Regions from separate parts of the Mus musculus genome. Here region 2 is linked to region 1. Evidence: chromatin loops called from intact Hi-C (ENCODE). Cell type or tissue: left cerebral cortex. All regions are shown on one strand.

What was found. Peaks named below come from ENCODE experiments on the same cell type or tissue, not always from the same donor. Only the 100,000 strongest peaks of a DNase experiment are listed, where the experiment ranks them.
Region 2: it touches region 1 in a loop (8-fold over the local background); 2 of 42 quality-filtered maps call a loop at or near these places.

Annotation. Positions count from the first base shown.
Region 1 is chr14:78,532,734-78,540,733 of GRCm38, reverse strand. It overlaps Akap11 (A kinase (PRKA) anchor protein 11), which reads left to right and starts at 3,874. Exons shown (of 12, transcript NM_001164503.1): 1 at 3,874-4,022. In left cerebral cortex, no CTCF peak of the experiment used is centred here; DNase peaks (open chromatin) are centred at 3,022, 3,704, 4,145, 5,085 and 1 more place; H3K4me3 peaks cover 2,620 bases; H3K27ac peaks cover 2,841 bases.
Region 2 is chr14:78,586,798-78,594,797 of GRCm38, reverse strand. It overlaps Dgkh (diacylglycerol kinase, eta), which reads left to right. Exons shown (of 30, transcript NM_001081336.2): 22 at 4,817-4,924; 23 at 7,162-7,275; 24 at 7,544-7,678. Among named protein-coding and RNA genes, the nearest start is that of Gm26251, 13 kb to the left of the region's middle. In left cerebral cortex, a CTCF peak has its summit at 4,233 (motif pointing left); a DNase peak (open chromatin) is centred at 4,214.

The DNA of each region.
Region 1 (8,000 bases):
GAATTCTTCAAGAATTTGCATCAGAACAAGTCTACAGCAGGCCTCGGCCTTGGCTACCCTTAGCCAGCACGAGTTTAGATTGTAACTTTTACCCAGACTTTACTGCTAAGAAATATAGATGTGATTCCTGCTTGGATCCTTAGGTCTAGCAGAAGAGATGGGCATTACTTAACTATAACCACACAAATGAAAATTGGTATATGTGGGCAAGTGTGTCAGAGAAAAGGCAGAGTCCTCTCTAAAGAGGAGTGTACTTCATGGAGGGAGTTAAGACAAGACTTCCAGCAGAAGTGACAACAGAGAGGGCAGGTCCTGGATTCTGGGCAGTCATAGATGAGGGAAACAGAAAAGATGCGCAGGGCTGAAGGCAGAGTGTGAGGAGGCAAGGTCTGAAGCAGGGTTGGGCCCTGAAAGAGAGAACAGCATGGGAGTAATGAAATCTAGACAGGCCTCAAGGAGAACCACAGGATTTAAGCAGGCGAATGAGTACAGGTGTCTGCAGGTACGCTAAACGTGCTTAAAATAGAGCAGGCGCCCCCTGCCATAGGAACAAAGAAAGTGTGTGCAGACTGAAAGAAGGACTTTGTAAACTAGACAAATTTATGATCTTTAATTTTACAAAGATTTATTACATATATGCATATATATATACACATATGTATATGCATATATATATATACACATACATATGTATATGCATATACTCTAATGCATGCATGTCAGTGTGCATGCAGTGCCCACAGAGTTCATGGGTCCCCCAGAACTAGAGTTATAAACAGCTGTTAGCTGTTATGTGGGTGCTAGAAACCTAATCTAGGTTTTCCAGAAGAGCAGCCAGTGCTCTGTTGACCCATCTCTCCAGCCCCATAAGCATATATTTTTTTTAAAAAATTAAGAATGGGAAGCAACATCTACCACAAAATGTTAGATAGATGTTCAGTACACATTATTACTAGCCCAAAGTGAAAACAACCCACATATCTATCAACTATAAGATGATGAGTAAAATATGCTATATGCATAGAATAGGATCATTATGTCATTAAAAAGAAATGAAATCCTGATACATGTTATTACATGGATGACCCTTGAGAATAATGTACTAAGTGAGTAAATTGACAAAAGGTCATATGCTATTTAATTTCATGAATATTAAATACCCAGATTAGGCAAGTTTATGGAAACAAAGATTATTAGCGATCGCTTGGGACTGAGGGTGAGATAGTGGGTTACTGGTTGCTAATGGGTGTTTTTTAAAAACGGGAGGACAAAGTCAGTTTGAAAAATTAGATTATAATGTTGGTACATAGTTCTGTGAATATACAAAAGACATGAAAATGCATGACATGTAAGTTATACTGGAGTAAAACTACATATATGTATATATTTATATACATGCATGTGTATGTGTGTATGTAAAAGATGTTTTGAAAGACTCTAAGAAGTAAGGATACTATAGGAGGTCTTACATTTCTTTTCACTTTATGTCCATAGCATTCCAAGCAGCTAGCACAGGGGCCACAATCACTTCCCTGCTAGAGTGAGTTCGGATGATTTATGATCCTGTAAATATGTTTGGAAGGTAGAGCTGAGACCTCTGTTTGTCTAAATTAGCAATACCAAGCAGCTGCTTCTATTAATCATTTATGAGAGCTGCAGATTCCAAAAAGCACTCCAAACTAGCCTTTAAAATAACCTTATTTGAAGGAGTGGGGAATTTTTTTTTTAAAGGCCTTGTTAAAATAATACTTCTAACACATTTTTCCCTTCTTAAAAAGTAACCTTAAATCTTATTAAAAGTAAGGTGTTAACTTTCAGATGTTGTCTTGTTTTGATCAGGCTCATGGCACTGTTGTGGATGTAACATAGATTCACAGTGGCTCCAGAGGAAGGGACCATGGGGCTGAGCAGGTGGCGCTACTTCCGTTTTCACACCCTGAGGCCAGCATTTCTGAGGAAAGCATTCCTGGTATCTGGCTCACAGTCACAGTCTCTCAGTTGGTGTGTGAGGTCCGATTTCACTTGGCCTGCTCAGCCCGCTGACTCTTGAGTCTTTCAGAAAAGTTCATTTCCCTCTCCAGCTTACTCTGCCAGGGCAAGCTTGACAAAATGGAATTCAGTCTTAGCCAGCCTGTGTGGAGACCAAATGGCCTTGTTTTATGTACAAGGAAGTTGAAACTCAGGACCATAAAGAGGCTTGCTTTGTGCTTGTTACTAGTTAGTTAGTGGAGTGTTTACATCCTCATTTCTTTTGTTTTTAATTAAACTCTTTTCTTTTCTTTTTCAGCCTCCAACCCCTCTTTTCTAATCTTACTCCAATAAATATCTACAAAGAACACCATTTTATGTTTGTTTAGAGTTAACTTAGAGATGCGGCTACCTGTGTAGTGAAAATGGAGGACAGAAAGCCAAAGGCAAGAGGCCTCTCAGGCCATTCGCTTCTCAAGTAGTTTAAAACAACAAAATGATAAAAAAAAAAAAAAATCTACATATTTTAAATACAAGTCAGCAGCCAGCGCTTAGGGCTCTGACTTAACACATTTTGGAGACTGTCAAGGTCATTGGAAATTGGTTCTCACAGGATTGTCTTTTACCTGGACGAGTTCCTTGTTGTTTCAGCTTCCGTAAAATTCACTCTCTACAGGGAAGAGCTTACTAGTTTTTTGTTTTTTTTTTTAAACTAATTGTTATTGTTCCCCCCTTTAAGAGGTCAAAGCTTTTCATTGTAGACTAAACTCCCAGTTCTTTTCTTGGTTGATGAAGCAGTAAGGGATCTAGCCTCTATTATCATCCCAAGTTTATTTCTTGTTATTCAAATGTGCTAGATTAGATCCGGATTTGGGGCTTGTGAATTATTCTACTTTCTGCTAGCGATGTAGGGCTGCTATCCAAATCACTGCCTGAATCTTTCCTCCCACAAGGGCACCACCCCCAAGCAGTGGCCCAATTGTAACCACCACCATCAGATGATGATAATCTGCGAGTTAACACCTACAGATATCCACCCCCTCCCCCAACCCGGCCCCAGCTCTCAACAACCTAATCTATTTGTCTTCATAGTGTTCAATAGACAACCTGGAATTATGCCTAAAACGTGTAAGGAAAGCAGCCAAAAGCTGTTGAAGAGAACGAAGATATGACTGTACTCTTTCTTGTCTCTCTCCCCTAAAGAGGATAAAACAAATAAGGAGCATCTACTTCAAAATGTCCTTCTCATCTCTCGGCCAGTTTGAGGACCGTATGTCCTTGAGGAGACCATGCAACATGACTGCACCGATTCCTCTGATTTAAACAGGAATCACACAGCTTGTCACCCAAGGCTAGGCTTCTTGGTGGTCAAAGCCTTATTTTCCAATTTCAATGGCCCGTGGGGTTGGGAAGTGCACTGCCCTTTAGACTGACTCCAGAGGTTCCGATTGGGCCCAAGGCTTCCTCAGTGGTTTCCCCTGATGATGTTGGGAACCGGGCAGACCCATTCTGAAGGATGGGCTGTGTCTGGACCCCTGATGTCGTGGGCTGCCACTGGCTGTGGGAAACCAGCCCCAGGAAGGTCTAAGGGTGGCGGATGGGATGCCAGCATCCTGGGCTCGGGCGCTTGCCAGAGGAAAGGGTTAAGCCGTTCCCAAGGCAACGCACCAGGAAGCGCGCAAGACGTCAGCCGAGAGTTCGTAGGTCAGCTCGAGGTTTAAAGCTCCCACGGGCCGAGGGCCGCCTGGCCAATGGAGAGGGCGCCTCCGCGTCACGTGACGGGCGACCCGCAGCTTTGCCCTCCAGAGCACGTGGGAAGATATTTTCCCCCCACCCCTTGTTCCTTTTGCGCGGGCTCGGCCACGGGGTCGTTCTCGCGAGAGGTGCGACGGCTCTCGCGAGAGTGAGTGGGCGGCGTGGGGAGGCGGCGGCGGTGGCGTCGCGGGCTGGGGCGGGCGAGGGGGAGCGCCGCTGCGCTGCGGCTCGCGCCACCGGGCGTTGCGGGCCGTGACGGGAGGCTGACATGCCCGGGAGCTGAGAGGCTGTGCCGCCTGGTGAGCGGGGCAGGGAACCGGGAGCCAGAGGGCCGGGTCCAGACTGCGGCCGGGCGCCGTGGCCTCGCTGCGTGGGGCGCGGGCGGGAGGACGGTGCACTTTGTCCTCCGCAGCAGCATCCTTCCCTGTCAGCGTCCGAACCCAGGTCCCCGGCGCTGCCCTAACCCCAGATGCCGCTGTTTGCATCGCTGTCACGTCGCCTCCAGGCTGGCCAAGCATCCGAATTGCGCTATCAAATAGAAAATGGGCTGGCCAGACCACAGTGACAGTACAGTCTAAACCCCTGGTATAGCTTGGTGACAGTCCTTTAGCTCTGCCTACGGTCTTTAAAAAGAAAAGAAAAGAAAAAAAAACCCTATTAGTTGGAGGTGGCTTAGCTTTAGGCATTAAGGCATTTTGCGGTGAGCAATACTGCTGAGACACATCGCTAATGGCCTTGGCGCATACTGGAGTTAATATTCGCAGTTCTTTTATAGCCTTGTGATTATCCATTTGCTTCTAAATCGCTTGTTTTCCTTTGCATCTTTCTCACCTTGTTAGCAGTGTTATTTATATTGGTACTCAATTTTGTTATGTATGAAAATATATAAAATAAGGGCATCAGGAAAGATGGAGTATTTATTCATGCAAAGGTGATTTTGTTTTAATGTCTTTGTGTTTGCTTGGTGTGTGTGTGTGTATGTGTTGGTGTGTGTGCTGGTAAAAGGCAGCCTAGTATGATTGATGTCATTTTCAATAGTCCCACCTAATCTTTCAAACTATAGAAGCATTTTTTTCAAGGAATAACCTGGTTATTCATACTTGATTGTGTTTTCCAGGCAGGATTGTGAATCATAGGTTGGCAGTAAATTAAGCAATTAGTTGTGTAGTTAGTAACTGACTTATGAGGGATGAAGGGATATGAGGGAATTGGGGAAGACGTGGGTTTATAAGCTGAGCTGTGGCTAATGTAGATAGCTACAGAACTGCTCAACTGATCTGCCTGGAAAGGAATTGGCAGTATATACTCTGTGCCCAGTGATGTTTCTCAGTTGTTGAAGATTCTGAAGTTGGAGGCCCAGAACTGTAGTGAGAGATTTGCTAGCCTTCTCAAGCCTCTGAATTCCAGGGCTTCGTCAGGGAAACAGAAGAAAATCCTTTGGGAGAAAGGATGGTACATTTTATTTTAATTCCAAAGACTTAGTGTCTGGGAAAGGAACTCAGCCAATTCCGATCATAATGCAGCAGGTTGTGTAAAGGGAAATTTCCAGCTATAAATAGGGGAATTCTAGTCACACAGGGAGATATGAAAAACTTAGGTGAGTGGGCAAAGGAGTTAGCAAAAGTTCCCTTCCACTCATCTTTGTTGCTAGTCTTTCTAAGTTGTGGCAAGGGTTTCAGACTTTTAGAGCAATGGTTGCTTTGTCTTGTGTTTGGAAAGCAATTGAAGTAACTTTGGATGGAGCAATTACTTAGGTAATCCAAGTGTTGTTTTTTGTTTTTTTTTTTTTCATTTTTTCTTTTTCTTTTTGTGAAGTGGCCCCAGTAGTTAAATAAATAAATAAATAAATAAATAAATAAATAAATAAATAAAAAATTAGCCACTCAGAGAGAATGAGTGTTGAGCCAGGTTAGAGAACTCTTGAGTTTAGCTTGTGTGAAGTTGGGCATACCCTGGCATTCTGGCACAGGGAAAACATGCTTTACCATCTTAAAAGCAAATGGGGCAGATCCATATATTTTCATTTTTTTCTGTTCATGCTTACAGAAAGAAATTAATTGAACATGACCTCCTGGAGATAAGCATTTAGACTGTGTGGATTATTGACTAGACTTGACAGAAGGAGGAAGCGGAGAGATTTTGGATTAGCCTCTGCTTACTGGGAGCTTTTTCTTTGACCTTCCTTAATGGTTTGAGGATTATTTGGCTGCCAGAATCAAAAAGCCATTAGAATTAGCTTACTTGAAAAAGGCATTTGTTGGGGCTGGCGAGATGGCTCAGTGGTTAAGAGCGCCGACTGCTCTTCTGAAGGTCCCGAGTTCAAATCCCAGCAACCACATGGTGGCTCACAACCATCCATAACGAAATCTGATGCCCTCTTCTGGAGTGTCTGAAGACAGCTACAGTGTACTTACATATAATAAATAAATAAATCTTAAAAAAAAAAAGAAAAAGGCATTTGTCATATTGTTGGAGCACTGATGCTAAGGTCCAGTTTGTGATTCTAGCTCAGTGGCCTGGAGACTGGGAAGTCTTGAGGTTGAAATGCACCAAGTTTTCTCTTAGTTCTTTGCTATTAGTTGCATGCTCTCTTCAGTTGTCAAACACTGACCTTCTCCTGAGACCTCCTGGGCTTTTTCTTTGCTTTGTAAGAGTGTTCACATCAGACCCACCTTGACTTTGCATCATGGTTCCTAACAGAGCTCTTCCACTCTCAGTTCTAAATGTCTGTGTATCGAGAGAATGTCGTGGTCAGCTTTCTACTTCTTGTCAGGTTGGTTGTAGTGTGGATTAGGAAGATGGGACTAGGAGATGGAGGGTGGGGAGCCACACTGTAGTCCTAAAAAGGACTTGAGCCTTTCAGACTGCTTCAGCAAGGTCTTTAACATGGGAGGTCTGTAGTTGGGAGCAGATGATGGATACCTATGGTGTACTGTAGTATCTTGGAGTTGGAGTTCTTCCCCCAAGCCCAGCATTTCCCTTGGTCTCAGCTATGTAGAGTTGTAAACTGCGTCCAGTGGTCCCTTTCCAGGACAGGTTATCTTGGGTTTGTTAGGTTGGACAGGCTGCTTAAAACAGTTTATATAATGGGCATAGTGCTACCGTGAGAATTCTAGATGCACATGTGTAAACTGTTGGTTTCCAGCTGGCAGATGGCAGTTATGGTGCAGAAGTATGTTGTGTACTGTCTTGTTGCTGACTGTGGACTGGGCGTCTGGAGTGTTCAGAGAAGAAATTGGCATTTTTCTTTTCAGGCTAGTGCTGACCATACAATAGTTTAAGAACTATTTCTTAAAAATTTCTATCACCTGCGTTTTAGATTGCAACATAATTGTGGTTCCCCATTGCTTTCTTCTTTTTACCTGCCTTGAACCATTGATGGAGATTATTTCTTTAGATTTTGGTTAATCCCATATTCTCTTCTCGTCTTGGCTCAGCTTTAAATTCTGGATATGTGAATGATTCTGAGAGTAACATTTCCAAGTTTAACATTAAGTAAATCTGTTCATTAGTTCATCTTTGGATACTGCCATAGTGATGGAAAGCACCATCTTCCAGTCATTGTGTAATTGGTGAAGGCTCTGCTTTTCCTCTGCTTTTCTTTTCTTTTTTTTTTTAAGATTTTATTTTTATTTATATTAGTACACTGTAGCCATCTTCACACAAACACCAGAAGAGTGCATCGAACCCCATTACAGATGGTTGTGAGCCACCATGTGGTTGCTGGGAATTGAACTCATTACCTCTGGAAGAGCAGTCGGTGCTCTTAACTGCTGAGCCATCTCTCCAGCCTCTCCTCTGCTTTTCTTAAGTTCAAACCTTAACATCATATTTCACACTCTTCCTTTTTTAGTTGCTCCTTATATATCCTATTAGTGAATGGCCTATGTGCAGGCTTATATGGGCTCTCCTGTGAGTCAAGCAGCATGCCTTGTGTGTCAGATTCACTCACTGAGTTTTGCTCCTCGAAGCCGGGGGCAGAGGCTTTCTGTATCTGCAGTGCTTTTCATTATTGTTCGTTAACTCAGGGAGTTGCAGGTGTTCCATGATTCCAAAATCTACCAGGATTTTGTTTAGAAACAATCTTGTAGAGGATAATGCACAATATTAAGAACATAACTGTGTGGTCTTGACAGCATGATCACACTGACAATAACTCTTTTTTGTTTGTTTGTTTGTTTGGTTTATCGAGACAGGGTTTCTCTGTGTAGCCCTGACTGTCCTGGAACTCACTCTGTAGACCAGGCTGGCCTCGAACTCAGAAATCCACCTGTCTC
Region 2 (8,000 bases), 54 kb before region 1:
TTCTAACAAGTCAGTTAAAAAATAAGATTTTGACAATTTTTTTTCTAATTTAAGTAGAAACTTCAGGATAACAAAAGTTACTGAATCTCTTGCGATAGCAGGAAAAAGATGATTGGGAGTCTTTGAAGTATATCAATAACAGTAAATTTATTTTCTTTTATCTTTTGTCCAGGGCATATCTTTTCTATCTTCCTTTTGTGATCAGGTATTTTTATTTAAAGCATATCACTAATACAGAGGAATTTATAACTCTCAAGTCTTAAATACTCCGGTAATCTAACTAAACTGAGTACTGTTGTCTTGGCATTATCCTAACAGTGGGTTGTAGGCTAACTGTCAGCTAAATGTCCTAACGATAAGCCCAATGCTCCTTGGCACCCTAGGAATATCACTAGGTGATCAGCTGCTTTGATTCATGGTTGCTTGTAAAATTAAACTACAGATGGCTAGGTGAAAGGCTACCAGTCTGTCCACCACAGTCCCACCACAAGTCAGTGTAAGGTGCCCTTGTATGAATTGTATGCGTTCCTTCATTTTGATCCCTGGCCCCAGGTGGCCACACTCCTTAAGAACAGTTAGTTGTAATTATTGCTGTTACCCTTAGTTCGTAACACAGTAGCTGACACTGTCTCAAGGCAGAAGTGGGTACCAGGGAAATGATAATTTGATATGGAAGATGCCCCAATGACTGACATGTTGCTGCATGGCTCCAGGAACCGACTTGATTGGGGCATGAGGGAATGAAGAAATGACAGAAAGATACATGGACAGAAAGCTGGGATTGGGGGTCAGGCTCTGAGCTGCAGGAGCTGAGCACCTCAGGAATTCAGCAACATTTTGGCTTGCACGGGGAGGTGGGATTTATGGTATACAGGAGACAGGCTTAGCTAACCTTGGTAGGAGCTGTCTCTGTAAGGGTGCAGCTTCAGGCAGGAAGTGTCTAGGGACAGAAAGCCATGGTGAATGTTTTCTGCATAGGCTGTCTACACTAGCCCTTGGTCCCTTGCAGAAGGCTTTGCCACACCTCCAAGCCTGAGGCTACAGGATCCTTGACATGGTTGTGTCTCTGTCGACAACACACAGTCACTCAGGATTTTACTCACTCAGTGCTTCCTCTGTTCCTTACAGATGAATCTGATCATAAATTGGGGGTTGGAGGGGACAGACTCAAAAAATAAATTTAGAGCCAGGTGTGGTGGCACATGTTTGTAATCCCAGCTCTTCTGGTTTGGAAGCAGGGCAGCTGCCCACATTCAGGCCTGGAGTTTCAGGCCAGCCAAGGCTGTATTGAATGACCCTTTCTTTAATAAACAAAGCAAGCAAACAAAACAACTCTAAAACCATTTAATACTTATAACCTGTCTTACTTAGGTTTTTACTGCTGTGAGCAGACACCATGACCAAGGCAAGTCTTATAAAGGACAACATTTAATTGGGTCTGGCTTACAGGTTCAGAGGTTCCATTCTTTACCAAGGCGGGAGCATGGCAGCATACAGGCAGACATGATGCAGGCAGAGCTGAGAGTTCTACACCTTCATCTGAAGGCTGCTAGTGGAAGACTGTTTTCTAGGTAGCTAGGATGAGGGTTGTAAGACCACGCCCACAGGGACACACCTACTCCAACAAGGCCACACCTCCTAATAGTGCCACTCCCTGTGCCATGCATATACAAACCATGACATAACCTAAACAGCTTATAGGCTTGCCAACCTCATGCATGTTCCGAATGCTCTCTTAGCCCATAGTAGATGCCCTGACCCAAAGGCTGCTGTATAATGAAGTGTCTACTCTCACATGTAGTTTATAGAGTACTGGATACAAAAGTGAAAGCAGAAAGACTGCTTGTCAGCCTGGGTGGCTGAATGGCCTCTGTTACTGGAAGCCTTCTTTGTTGCTGATCCAAATTTTAAAGAAGACATCTTACCTAGAGCTCTTTCCTTTGTTTTTAAAAGACCCTGATGGTGTGGATCCTTTGACAGTGTGCTGATACGATGGGTCACTTTAATAAAGTTTTTAATACATTAAGTAAGCTGTGTAGATATAATGGATGGTATAAACATCAGTTAAGTATTTTTGTTAGACTAACATATTTCATTATTACCAATCAAATAAAAATGGAACCTGTATCTAATTCATGCAGTGTTCCAAAGTGGGGCCAAACAAATGAGAGCTCTGTGAGGTGACTCCGTGGGTAAAGGTGCCTGCTGCTGAGCCCGATGACCAGAGTTCAGTCCCTGGGGCTCACATGGTTGGAGGGGAGAACTGACTACAGCAAGTCGTCCTCCGGCCTGCCCATGTGTGCATACATGCATGCTCTCATGCACACTTAAATGAACAATTATTGTGGAGCAAGTGGAACCATGCTATCAGACAGATGAACTGGCCAGGTCAAAGCAGATTTAAAAATCCTGATAAGTCTTATAACTGAGAACAATAGGCATTAGAATCAGCACCTGGATAGTCGTGGTAAGGCAGACATGCAGCCTGGCACCTCTGCATTTCTCCTCCCTTGAGCAGTATATCATCAGTGCTCTGACACCCGAGTGGCATGGCAGAAAAGCAGACTGACAAATGATAATAAAAACGAAATGATATCTGAAATACCTAGACTTTGATGCAGTCTGCATGCCTGTAGACCATGTAGTCGCAGTACTGGTGATGCCTGTCTTGTTGCATGCACTTGTAACAGAAAGTAATGCTAAGTCCATAGGTTAGTTAGTGGATGTCAAACGATAGGTTTTTTTTTTTTTTTTTTTTTTTTTTTTTGTAATCAGCAACTTTCCATTCTTTGAATGTAGACACTGACCCCTGATTTTGAAACCTAAAGCTGAGACTGTGTACATACAGGTACAAACAGGCTAGATGAGTCTGGCCTGGTCGCTCGTACCTGTGATCATGGCACTGGAGATGTGGCGGTAGCAGGATCCTGAACCCTGGTCAGCCTGTGTTACGTATCCTTACCTAAAAATAAAGTAGATGCTATGTGATGGAAAAAAGAAGCTAAAAACAGTAAAGTAGAATAAAGGAAAACATGCTGATACATGTTAAAAAGTGAAATGGAAAGTCTCAGAATTCTCTGCCTTTTTTCGGTAAGGAAAAGTAGATCACTCTTTAAGAGTGAGTGTGGAAGGCTGGGTGACAGCTTTTCACCGTGGTGATGCTGTGTGTGGTGGGGAATCCAAGGCGGAGCAGAGTCTGCACCAGGCCTGTTTGGGTTCACCTTTCATTCATTATTTTACCCAGATAAGGTTTCCCCTCCGGTATGGAAGGATATGGATTTCCTGCGTGGCATTTGAATTGGTGCCAGCCAAGTGTGGCTTCTCTGTGTGCTAGTGGATGGGAGAGTGCTTGGTGCGAATTCACGGAGCGAGACAGAAGTCACAGTGCAAACTGAGAAGTGTGGGCCCATACACACTGGGTTTGCCGTGTGGCCTTGGGAAGCTCATCTAAGCCTCGCTATCGGAACAGCAGGAGAGGTTTATGACCCTCTTCCCATGACGGAACTCCGGGGGAAAGCACAACGTGTATCTCCACCTTTGCAGTAGAAGGACATTGCGTGGTGTAAATGGGAGGTCTCACTGAATTAAAGTATGCTTGCATTGACAGTGACTTGTCTATAATAAGCAGGACTTACATGGGTCGAGCAGTGTTCCTTTCTAACTGAAATAGTGATCATACAGTCTTGTGCGTTTTAAGTAGAGAGCGAATGTCAGCAAAAATAAATAACTGGAAAATGCATATTTGTATATATTCTCTCATGACATCCTACCCCTTAGCTGCCATGTCCACCTCAGCATCTATGTTTTATATAAGAATAAATAGAATAAAACAAAATAAAGTAAAATTAAAATACAATTGAGGAGTGACAAAAATGCCAGTTTTGCTTACACTAAGGAAAAGTCATTCATTTGTAAATATAAAAGAAGTAATTTTACCTTGTTTTGTGTTTTTAAAACAAGATCCCACTCTGTTGCCTAAACTATCTGGGAACTTGCAGCAATCCTCCTGTCTCTGCCCCACAAGTATGGATTGCAGATGTGTGCCAACACAGTTTGTATAAGTTTGCTTTTTAAAATAAAAATAAAAATCCAGAGAGGGGCTGAAGAGGTGGTTCAGCCTTTAAGAGCACTGGCTGCTTTTAGAGAATTAAAATTCAACTCCTGGCACTCAGATGGGCTAATGACCATCTGTCTCTCCAGTTCCAGGGACTCCATCGCCCTCTTCTGGCGTCTTTAGGCACTGTGTTCCTTGATGCTATGTGTAATTACTGTAGCAGCCACAGAGCCCCTTTCCCATCTCAGTGGTAATTTTCATTTAGGTGAATTAGAAGGTGGGAGTGTACAGTGCTATCCAGTATGCATAGCTTCCCTTGCCTTTGCATGTAGCTACATGAACAGTACAGCTTTGATTAAAAATGGTGTGTGTGTATGTGTGTGTGTGTGTGTGTGTGTGTGTGCTTGCATATGTGCAAGTGTACCAAGGCACACGTGTGGGTGTCAGAGGACAACTTGGAGATTTTGTTCTTTTCATATACATGTGGGTTCCACTCAAGTTGTCAGGTTTGGTGGCAAGCCCCTCACCCTTTGTAATGTGAGAGTGTGTTTACAAGAAAGCAAGCACCATGGTCACCTTCCTGTCTCCATAGCTCTGAAGTAACAGTGTTGCCCTTTTTGACCTCTAAGAGTCTCATGTAGCCCAGGCTGCCCTTGAACTTAATAAGTAGCTGAGGATGTTCATGAGTCTCTGCTCTTCCTGCATCCATGTCAAAGTGCTGGGACTATAGGCATTCTAACCTCCAAGCTCTTTGCCTTGCAGTGTGATGGGCAGTATATACCTCTTCCTAGTCTACAAGGCATAGCGGTGTTGAACATCCCTAGCTACGCCGGAGGCACCAACTTCTGGGGCGGAACCAAAGAGGATGATGTAAGTAGCATAGTGGGGTTTGTGTGTGTGTCCTCAGTGGTAATTACATTCCCAGAATGCCTAGCTTTAAAAGTGTGCCTCACGAAACTAATTGCAGGTCAGTGTTTACATGATAAATGTGTTACAGTATTTGGAAGGTGTGAGGTAGAATCCTAACATCTTATTTCAATGTTTCCTCTCATGGCTACAGTCTTAAGTTTCCCAGAGTTCTGCCATTAAAGGTGTGTACCACCACCCTTGGCAGGGTTTGGGACTATTTCTGTTTTCTTAGTACATTTCCCTGTGTTAGGAAAGAAAGCCACAGTCACATTTGTGCGGTACGCTACCGTTGCTCTAAAAGGAATGAGAAGGAGAATGCAGTTATTGAAGTGGGTGTATGGTAAAAAACGGTGTCCATGTCAGACTCCTGAAGAATCATACCCTGATTTCAGTTTGAGGCTTAAATGAACATGTAAGGTATAGTGCTTGTGATGTGGGTAGATACCTAGTTCTACTGAAGTATAGCCCACTCTTTGCCAGTCAAATATTCAGAAGTTGTGAAATCAGTAGAGTAAGATAAAGTTGACATTCCTGGACATCCACTAGGCACTCATTCAAAGGGCTTTATGTTCATTGTTTAACATCCATGTGACCTGATTTACTTTCCTACTTCTCCTCTTTACCCTCCTCCTTCTCCTCCTCCTTTTCTTCTTCATTTTTCTCCTCCCCCCCCCCCACCCCCATCTGGTATGTGAGCTAGGAATAAGAACTAAGGTCTCTGCACAGACTAGTAGTAGAACCCTGCAAAAACGCTGACCTACATCTTCAGCCCCAAACCTTACTTTTCTGATTTTACCCTTGAAAAGAAAGAGACAGAGTTTCCATGGTGAAGCAACTTGGATCCAGGCGGTTTGGTAACAGAGTTTAGAAGAAGTTATATCAAGTTGTGGCCTTGTATTTCCAGGACAACTTTTAATGAGGGTATTCCTTTAGAGTGAGCATTTTTCCAGTCATAATTATTTGTTACATACAGTGAGTGAGAAGTAGCAACAATACATGGCCATGACTAAATTTAAATCCTTGGCATCAGTTGTGTGAACATGCACTTAACATAAAAGCATCATATGTATGTCTGAGGAATTTTTGTTCCCTAAGATTTCTGTTTCCATACTCAAGAATGCCCGGAAAGGTTGTTATATTAAATTATGAGGCAAGGGCTGGAGAGATGGCTCAGCAGTTTCAGGCACTTCCTGCTCTTACAGAGAACCCAGGTTCAATTCCCAGCACCCAGCAGCAGCTTGTACTACCTGCAGCTCAGGCTGTCTGTCCTAGTTTGCTTTCTATTACTGTGATAAACTCCACACCATCAGCAACGTGGGGAGGAAAGGGTGTGTTCATCCCCCATGTCCTGATCTCAGTAGAGCATGTTCAGCCCCTATGTCCTGATCACAGTTGACCATGGAGGGAAATCAAGGCAGGAACTGAAGCAGAGGCCACGTGGAATGTGCTGCTGGCTGACTTGTCTCCCCGTGGCTTACTCAATCTGCTTTCCTCACACAATCTAGGACTACCTCCCACAGTGGGCAAGCCCCTCACACATCAACCAGTAATCAAGAAAATACCCGAGTCACATGACTACAAGCCAGTTTGATGGAGGCAATTCTTCGATTGGGGCTCCCTCTTCCCAAGTGACCTTTAGTCTGTGTCAAGATGATAGAAGCTGATACAGTCTTTTGGTCTCTTCAGGCACCTGGTCTCACCTGCACATATTTACATGCAGATACATTCACATGTGTATAATTAAAAACAAAAACAAATCATTTAAGAAGGTAATAACACAAATGTGTGTTGCTTTGAATACTTAAAAAAAGGGGTGTCTGTAAAACATGCCAAGTGCATAGGATCATGATTTGCATGTTTTTTACCACCAACTTTTGGGCCTTTGTAGATTCCTAAAAACATTATCTTACCAATTTTATGTGAAATATTTAACAGTTCATATCAAGGTGAATCATTTAGAAACATGTTGGTCTAGAGTGCTGTATGAGACATTTGAATATCATATTCATGTGGATGTTGAGACCTGTTTTGAAATTATGCTTATTTTGAGTAGCCCTTGAATATTTCCTTGGGCTATTATTACTTACTGATGTTTCCCATTTTGCTTTTTATGTTTTTATGGCAGGCTTTATGGGCCTAGTATTTCACTCTACCTAAACAGTTGGTGGAAATGTGTATAATACAGTTTTCCCTTGTAGATATTTGCTGCGCCATCCTTTGATGACAAGATTCTAGAAGTTGTCGCAGTGTTTGACAGTGTGCAGATGGCAGTATCAAGGGTCATTAAATTGCAGCATCACCGGATAGCACAGGTTGGTGTCTCAGGTCAAAGCTCGCCTTATTTCACAGGTAAGGACCATAGAAGGAAGCTCTGTCAGATTGCCTACACTGCTGGGCTTCTTTAAACACATATCAATGTAAAAGTCATGACTGGCTTTCTGTCATGTCTCACTGTGTCACTGCAACGGTAAAGCATGACATTCTGTTCTAGAGTGGAGTCAACCCAAACCCAGATAATGCAGGCTGCATGAATTCTCAGGTTGATCTGTGGTCTCAAGTAATGTGTTGGCTTCATTTCAGTGCCGTACGGTAAAAATCACGATATTTGGCGACGAGGGAGTCCCAGTGCAGGTGGATGGTGAAGCATGGGTCCAGCCTCCAGGGATCATCAAGATTGTGCACAAAAACAGAGCTCAGATGCTAACCAGAGACAGAGTACGTAACTTTCATTTGATTGGTTTAACTGTGTGAGTGTTGGGGGAGGTGTGGGACGTATATGTAAGTGCGGTGCCGATACAAGCCAGAAGATGACACTGGATCCCCCGGAGCTCGAGGTCCAAGTGGTTGTGAGCCCCCTAAGGTGTGTGCTGTCATCCTCTGCAAATGTATTAAAACTGATGAGCCATCTCTCTGTCCTCCAGAATTTTATCAAATCATTTCAAAAGTTGGAAATGATGAAAAATAGAAAACATTGAAAGCAATGTAAATTATCTCTTAAATGCACTGTGTATCATGTTTGAAGCATGTAGCTCACTGG